Regions from separate parts of the Homo sapiens genome. Here region 2 is linked to region 1. The links are chromatin contacts, found by Hi-C in ENCODE. All regions are on one chromosome and are shown on one strand. Each heading gives the region's core, a stretch centred on a gene start or an enhancer-like site at or near the end of the contact. The rest is flanking DNA. Distances are from core to core; before and after follow the strand shown.

Region 1 (4,418 bases), core at 917-3,416:
TTTTTTTTTTTTGGTAGAGATGGGGGTCTCACTGTGTTGCCTAGGTTGGTCTTGAACTCCTGGCCTAAAGCTCTCCTCCTGCTTTGGCCTCCCCAAAGTCCAAAGTGCAGGGATTACAGGCATGAGCCACCACTCCCTGCCAAACACATTGTTTTTAGTGACTGTATATTATTCCTTCATATGGAAAATCCAATCTATTTATCCAATCCTTTGTTTTGTTCTGTTTTTTCCTACTATGAGAAATGTTCAGTATCTTTAAAGATAAGCCTTTGGCTACATTCCCAATTATTTCCCTCTGACAAATTTTAAGAAGTGGAATTACTAGTCAAAGGCTATAAGCATTTTTAAGACTTTTGACACACCACTAAAATACTCTGAAGAAATGTTGTAGCAAAATACACTCCTATTAACAGTACTTGAAAATATCCATTCCCCAAACTCTCACAAATACTGGGGATTATAATTTACTAAAAGTTGTAAATTCATTAAAAGAGATATAGTATCTCATTTTAAGGGAACTGCATTCCTTCAAATATTAATCTAACTGAAATTTCTTATTTTATTTTGGTCATTTAGTATCTTTTGGGAATTTACCTTTCATGTCCTTTACCCATTTCTCTGTTTCAGTGGGCATCATATTTTCTAACTGATTTATAAATGAGCTTTATCAAGTAATGCTCTTGACCCCATATTCAACTTTTCCCCCGTTCTTTAATTTTTTAATATACAGAATTTTAATAATTGTACATATTAAAGTCTATTTAGCTGTTTCTTTATGGCTTCTCCTTTATTTTTAAGTGAAGTCTTTCCTTTCCTTGATAGCTGATTATAGTTATCTTTATACTCTATCCTTACTTTTCATCCTTTCATATTTTTATTTTGTTTTTACATTTAACCTTTATCCGCCTGTAACTTAGTTTGGTATAAATTATAAAAAACAGATTTGATGACTTTTCCAAATGTCTCACCATTTGTCTTACTACTATTTATTGGGTGGCTCAATTTTTCTTCCCAAATTTCAAATGTCAATCTTGCTAGTACTAAATTCATGTGTGTGTTTGGGGTTGCTTTTAGAGGTTTCTATTCTGTTCCATTGTTCTGTTTACTGTTACTACAGTCTCATTTTATTTCACTGATTGTACTGATAGGTGGTATAAAAGATAGTAATGCCTGGAAATGCAAGTCTTCATTTTATCATTGTTCTTTTTAAGTTTTCCTGACTATTCTCACTGGTATGTTTAACATATTTTTTGCTGACTTGAGCATCCAACAAAATATATATGTAGCTGTGACCTATACTTTCATTTCATCAACTGCTAATTGCACAAGGGACATCTATCGGGTGTTTACTTTGTGCCAGGCTCTGTTCTAAATGTTTTATATGCATCAACTCATTCAATGCTAGCAGCAACCCTGTAAGATCGATACCTTTATTGCTCATGTTTTATGAAAGAGGAAACGCAAGCATGGAGAGGCAAGGTTAATTTGCCCAAGGTCACACAGCTGGCGTGTGGCTAAACTAGCCGTTGCATGTAAATAAGACTGCCTGCCCACTCAACCCAGGCAATCTGATTTCAGAGCTCACTGCCTCTCAAACAGTATGGCAGGGGTTAATACTATCTTGATTCTTTGCTTTAAACTGGAGATACTGTAATTTAATAATCGTTTGATATGCCAAAATGACTACAAACACTGTTCAAATCAGCGTTTTACACACATTCTATAGCAATGTAATACTTTTCCTCTTTAAAGTATTGAAGGATGAAATTTTCTTCAAATTATACAATACTACTTAAAGTGTTAAATTCCAATAAAGGAGAAAAAAAAGGCAGCAAACTATTGCCAGAAGAGCCCTGGATTGAGCAACAGGGAAACAAAAGTTCTAGTCCTTGTTGTGTTGCTAATTAGCTTCCTGCCTCCACCCCCACACGGACACATACACCCACCCAAAATATTGTCCTTATTAGTCTGTAACCCTGGCTAAATTACAATATTACAGATTCATTCCTTCAGGTTAACTCTCTTTCTGAGATGTGACTAGCCCTGGTGACGTACTACTTGTCAGAGTATTGATTATTTGCCCTGTTTTGAGATTTTAATTCCTCTTAATCAGGAACATTGCCCTGACAAGATAGGAGTTGTCATGGTTCAACAGGGAGCCAGGAATAGAAAGCAATGTTATTCTGGAGGCTGAAAGGCTGTGAGAGGTATGTGTGGTGAGGGACCACAGCTGACAGAAACAGGCTATGGGGAGTAGCTTGGGTATCTCAGGTGACAGAGAGTGGTGAGAGGGGAAGCTGAGAGGAGGAAGATGGTCCTGTGGAGGGAATGTGGGTAGAGCCTCCTCTACTTGAAGTTTTCCCAGCGCTGGTGCTGGGCGCAGCCAAGGATTCTAAAAGAAGGCCTTCCTCTGGGGATCAGGAAGGGAGAGGGAATATGAAAAGAGTCTGCCCTCTTGACATTGACCCAGAGTCTCCACGAGTCATTGGAAAAGATGCATGAGAAGCTGCATCTAAGGGCATGCAAACATATACACACAACACCATAAAAGGAGAAAGCTTTTTAGGCTTTCTTCAACTCATCAGGCTTGTGAATTTCTTTAATAAAAATCTCGGAACATCATGGCTCTACCAAACCTTTGCCTATTCGTCATTGCCACAGTGATACTGACTTTTGAATTCCAGTACCAGGGGAAAAAGATGTGTGTGTGGTGGGGGGAGGAGGGAAATAGTATCACCTTTTATGTAAATTCTTACTTGCTCATACAAATACTTTCTTTTTTTTTGTTTTATGGGGGTGTGGGTGGAAAAGTTTCAGTGTTTTTGCTGATTATAGAAGCAGTGAATGCTTACTCTAAAAAAAAAAATCAATGACACAAAGAAGAGAAATTCTGTCACCCTACCACATTGTAGTGTGTCTCTTCCAGATTTTTTTTCAAATTGGATCACACTGTTCTGCAATTGGCATTTTAACTTAACATATACAATAACTGTAGCATTCCATCTCATCTATTACTGTCCATAGTATTCCATTATATGTATGTACCATAATTTATTCAACAAACCAAGCTGATAAACATTTAGGTCATGATAATTTTTTATTATATATCATCCTTGTATTAATTGTTCCCAATGTATCATAATTTCCTAAGGGAAGAGGAACTAAATGACACATGTATAAAATTTTACTATACATTTTCCTATTTCTACAGTTTGTTTATATCTTTTTTCATGTCTTTTGCTGGTATCCAGCTCTTTTGTAGAAACCTCTTAAATTTGTCCTTTGTTCTTTGTTCCACTTCACAATTGGTAGAACACGGGTCAATAGGGAGCTCAAAGGTTCTCAAATTTGGGGCATCGTGTAATCTTTAGATCTTAAAGAAATCTTTCTAGGAGTAGCAGACATCAAGCTACTGGCAAATGAAAATTCTATGTGAAAAGACTACCTCAACAAAGGAGTGAAGTTCTATGTCCTCGGTGTTCTGTCATATAATTACATTTTCATTATGATTGTTCTGGTAAAAATGAGTCAGGGAGAAAAGTGTACCGTTTTAGGCTTGATTACCTAGGATCACATGAGAGTACCTGGGAAGGAGTTGCTGAGACCAATGACTACCCTTTGAACCAAACAATATATATGAAGATCAAAGTTTGGGTGTAATCTCTTCCGGGGCCACTTGGCTGCATTTTTCTTCCTCAGCACATATTGTTCCCTGCCAGAATTAATACATGAGAGCTGAGATTATAAGAAGCCCAACCAAGACCACGTGCATGACATCAGGGCAGATCTATTGGCACCAGTCAAAGAGCAGAGCACAACGTCCGAGCAGATTAGAACACATTACACTTAGTTCGTAGACTGCAGGCTGCACTGAGAATCGGGCCATAGTGACTATTGGAAGATCAATAGGAGAAGAAATAAAAAGAAAGAAAGAAATAGAAAATGTGCCGAGTCAGGGCAGGAGGGTCTTTCAAATCTCCCAAACTGGGGTCATGGTCATCCATGACAAGGTTGGGGTGTCGCTGCTGAAGAAAGCACAAATTCAACTGATGGGAACTCAATAAAATACGTGCCCAGCATCGACTGAGTCTTTTCTCTTCCTCAGCTGACCTTGTGCTTATATTCTGTGGACTTTCCACAGAATTCCTGTCAGGGACTTTCTTAAACCTCCTCCAACCCCCATTGACGCTCCAAATCTGCGCATCTTTGTGTTCTTGTTCTCTCTCTCTCTCTCCCCTTCCCCTGTTTCTCTTTTCTCTTGCTTCTTCCCTTTCCTTCCTTCATTCCCCTCATCCCAGTTGCTGGAAATCCATTGGCAAATGAGACCTATATTACTTCTTTCTTTGAATGTCTTCTCTGTTGCCTACAAACTCTCTGAAGTATTTCTTCCTTCAACTATTTTCTAATTAAAACTGTCT
Region 2 (4,418 bases), core at 989-3,488, 3.3 Mb after region 1:
GGCTATAAATATACACTATTAAGCAAAACCAAACTTCATGTTCTTAGCCTTCATGAAGCTTACAGACCAAATGGAGAGAAACCCTAATTAAATGACCATATAGATAAATATAAAAGTTAAAACATTTTACATTACAAAAAAAGGTACAAGAAGATATTATAAGGGCATATGTTGTAAAGAATGAAAACAAATGGATCTACTCTCAAAAAAAGTACAGTCCAGGGGGAAGCAAGATTTGCACCTATTAATAATGGCAAAAAATACAATTAAAGTGGCCGGGCGCGGTGGCTCACGCCTGTAATCCCAGCACTTTGGGAGGCCGAGGCGGGCTGATCACGAGGTCAGGAGATCAAGACCATCCTGGCTAACACGGTGAAAACCCATCTCTACTAAAAAAATACAAAAAAGTAGCCAGGCGTGGTGGCGAGCGCCTGTAGTCCCAGCTACTCAGGAGGCTGAGGCAGGAGAATGGCGTGAACCCGGGAGGCGGAGCTGGCAGTGAGCCGAGATCGTGCCACTGCACTCCAGCCTGGGCGACAGAGCAAGACTCCGTTTCAAAAAAATCAAGTAAAGTATCTGAATTTCATGGACCAAGTTGAGAGACAGAAAAGAAAAAAGCACCTGACAAGGAAATGGACCTCCAGCTTAGGTCCTTCATTATATCCTCCCATTAAAATCTTACAAAATTCCTGCCTAATACATGTTAATATTCCCATTTTACCTGTAAGAGAACCAAGGCTGCAAGATATTCAGTTTTATTATTCTGGGTCAATGGCTAACGTGTAAAAACAACTTCACTACAAAGAACCAGAAGGGATAATTTTACACCAAAATGAAATACTTCCTCCTCTCCATTTATTTGGACAGATAAATGTGGCAGTAGGATTATAAAGAATAAACAATGATTTTTGTCCTCCTCATCTCCTACCTCCCCACACCCCCCACTTTTTTTGAGACAAGGTCTCACTCTGTCACCCACGCTAGAGTGCAGTGGCACAGTCACAGCACACTGTAGCCTCGACCTCCCTGGCTGAAGCAATCCTCCCATTTCAGCCTCCCAAGTGGCTGGGATTACAGGCATGCACCACCACACCTAGCTAATTTTTGTAGTTTTTGTAAAGACAGTGCTTCACTATGTTACCCAGGGTGGTCTTGAACTCCTAGGCTCAAGGGATCCTTGCCGCCTGGACCTCCCAAAGTGCTGGGATTACAAGTGTGAGCCCCTGCATCCAGCCTCCTACCTCCCTACTTATAGCCCAGTTCCAACCCCAAGGCACACAGTATTCCACAATCACACTCTGCACTCATAACCTTTCCATAAGTTTAAAAAAAAAAAAAAACCGACTTGCCCTCTGATAATGTGGTGATTGATTATCCTGTCTACTAAAGGGTTAAGGGGTTATCTCTAGGAAGAACATATTTATATTATTAAAAAATACTTCATAGTGACAATAACAAAATGGCTTCATCCAATTGCATAATTTTAATAGGAATTTCCAGCATAAAACAAGCAAATTATCTGAAGACTCTATTGACACCTAATCTACTTTCACAGGATCATAAAAACAAGCCTTTATCAACAGATTAAAAAAAAAAAAAAACGTGGCTGAGCACAATGGCTCACACCTATAATCCCAACACTTTTGGAGGTTGAGGTGGGAAGATCAACACAGAAAGACCTCCGTCTCTACAAAAAAAAAAAAAAAATTACAGCATCCTAATAAAAAGATAAAATGTCTAATTCTGAAATTTTGACAATCTACATTGCTTGCTTGTACCATTAATGCACCCTGATATTACAAAGGTGACCAAGCAATAGCTTCTGAGCCATTTTTTACCCCACCCTGAAGTCCAAAGCAAGCATAGCATGCAGATGACAACATTTCTTTGAAAAAAGCCAAGTGGGGCAAGTTCAAGAGAGACCACTCTGAATGACATTCATCTAGATTCCAGAAACTCTCATATTACATAAATCTGCAAAAACACGCACCAGGCTCTCTTTGAGAATGGAGAGTACACATAAAAATGCGTAAGTTTCAAATTTCTGATAAAACCAGATGTCTTATGTATAGATTGTTCATAGACCCAGATGGGCCAGAAGAACCTCATTCATACAACTCTCACAAGTTTTCAGAATCTATCCTCTATTGAAAATATCATGATCTCCTACAGACAATACACTCTTTCAGGATCTTGACTATAAGCAATGTCAAAATACACTTGTTAATTAATGAATGAATAACCCAAAATAAACAAGAGTCACTGAAGACAGGTCAGGTATTAGAAAAAGATACGCATTCTAAAGAGCCATTTCCTGTTTCACAATAAATAGTTTCTGAAAATCTTGAATGAGTCATCCCTTCCCAGTCATATCATGTATACATAATAATAGTAAAAACTTAGTAAGCACTTACTCTGTGGCAGTCACTATTATAAGGAGTTTACATGTATTAACTCCTTTAATCCTTTCTACAATGCTGTGAGGTAGGTATTACCAACCTTATTTTTACATATAAAAATTGGCCCAAAGATATTTAGCAACTTGCCCACCATCACACAGCTGGAAAGGGGGCCCTGCTGAGCTTCAGACCTCCACAATCTGGCACCTGTACACTATCCCACCTCTGCTAAAGACTAATGAGAGCTGGCTTATCACTACTGATCATTTTTGTTTTCATCTAATATCTACAACGTACACTGGAGGGACCATCTGGAAGGGTTAATCTTCCTAATCTTCCTAACAGACTCTTTAACATAGATTGAGGAAGACAAGCATTCTGTCATCTATCTCCTCTTTGTACCAAGCAAAATGCAACTACCAAGGGTTAGAAAGATTCTCCAGCTGGCCTGTTATTTCTGTTAATATTTAAAAGCCCCCTTAGGCTGGGCACAGTGACTCATGCCTGTCATCCCAGCACTGTTGGAGGCCAAGGCAGGTGGATCACCTGAGTCAGATGTTCAAGGCCAACCTGGCCAACATGGCAAAACCCCATCTCTACCAAAAATACAAAAATTAATCGGGCATGGTGACAGGCGCCTGTAATCCCAGCTACTCAGGAGGCTGAGGCAGGAGAATCGGCTGAACCCAGGAGGCGGAGGTTGAAATGAGCTGAGATCACGCCATTTCACTCCAGCCTGGGTGACAAGAGTGAATCTCCATCTCAAAAAAAAATAAAATAAAGGACCCCTTTACATTAGTGTTAAGTCTCTCAAAAGATGATTCAAAGTCTTCTCTAACCTTCCAGCCTTCTCCTTTGCACTAAAGCTGGCTTACTTCAAGACTTCAACCTTGTTTGGATTTAATTTACTGTTCAGGAAAATGTAATGACACAGAAGTTTGGTTGTTTCATTTTGTTTTGAACACCTGACATTTGTTGAACTTGCATATGATTTGGAGTCTAACTGAGAGTTCAAACCTGTATTATCACCAGCACAGCCTAAGGTCAATTAGAAAGCCAGTTAGGTTGAATTGCTTTCAGCTAGTGATGGGACAGAAAGGAAGCATGAATAGAACAAGGAATAAACAAAGGAAAGGTGGAAGATATTTTAGACAAGAACAGCACAGAGGTGAGAGTGAGCACATTATGGGAGAAATTATAAGAAGATATGCATGTCTAGGGCATGGAAGACAGGTGACTAGAAAGAGTGGGAAATGAGAGGGAGGAATGAGGACATACCTGGCCAGAAAGGACTTTACAAACTGCAGGGTAACCTGGGTTTCATGTGGCTGACAACACAGAAATGTGGGACAGGAGCAAACATAATGAGAAGTGTTTTAGCGGGGGCTGAAGGGAGGCAATCAAATTAGCCAAAAACAATGTCATCAGAACCAAGTATGAAGAGTTATGAGGGCTTATACGAAGTTGATGGCCGTGGAAGAATAGAAGAAAAAGAAGCTGAGATACCAGAAGGTAAGAAACAAAGGGATTTTTTAAATTACATTAGATATAACAGAAAGGAAAGATAGTCAAAGATTACTAATGTTTCCAGGTTGGAAGAATGATGATACTGTTGGTAAAAATGAAACAATCAGACAGAGAAGTTAGTCAAGGAAGTTCATGAACTGTAGTGGCAACAACAGAATGTGAGGTAACTCCAAGGGAGAAAAAGACTCGAAATAGGACTGGAAACAAGGGGCTATAAATTAAACGGTAGAGATTCCAGAGTTTTCCCATAAAGGTGAAAGTTGAAATCAAAGGAACAGATAAGCTCAATGACTGAGTAAGGGGAAAACGAAGAACAGAAGGTTAAAAATGGAACCATGGGGCAGCTAGAGACAAGCTAAAGAAAACTCAACAATGAGGCAGAAAACTCAGGATAGGAAGGGACAGAGAACCAAGATGATGAAGTGCCCGCAAAAACAAGAAGTAAAGCTCTGAGACATTTCCCAGTGCTAACAGTGTACTAAAGATATACAA

Evidence for each region. A loop is a pair of places that touch in the nucleus more often than their neighbours do. Pooled maps may share reads with other maps.
Region 2: a loop to region 1 is called in a map with no recorded cell type, with 4 times the contacts of the local background. The contact joins two enhancer-like sites. A Hi-C loop is called at or near these places in 2 of 37 single-sample maps with no recorded cell type and 2 of 50 pooled maps.

Annotation. Positions count from the first base shown.
Region 1 is chr14:60,202,799-60,207,216 of GRCh38, forward strand. No RefSeq gene overlaps it. Among named protein-coding and RNA genes, the nearest start is that of DHRS7, 40 kb to the left of the region's middle. Within about 2 kb of position 2,167, at least 2 of the 41 ENCODE cell types and tissues checked have a DNase peak (open chromatin) inside an H3K27ac peak, as active enhancers do.
Region 2 is chr14:63,469,138-63,473,555 of GRCh38, forward strand. The region is part of intron 2 of PPP2R5E (protein phosphatase 2 regulatory subunit B'epsilon); the gene reads right to left. Among named protein-coding and RNA genes, the nearest start is that of PPP2R5E, 72 kb to the right of the region's middle. RefSeq lists an enhancer at 2,518-2,597. Within about 2 kb of position 2,239, at least 6 of the 41 ENCODE cell types and tissues checked have a DNase peak (open chromatin) inside an H3K27ac peak, as active enhancers do.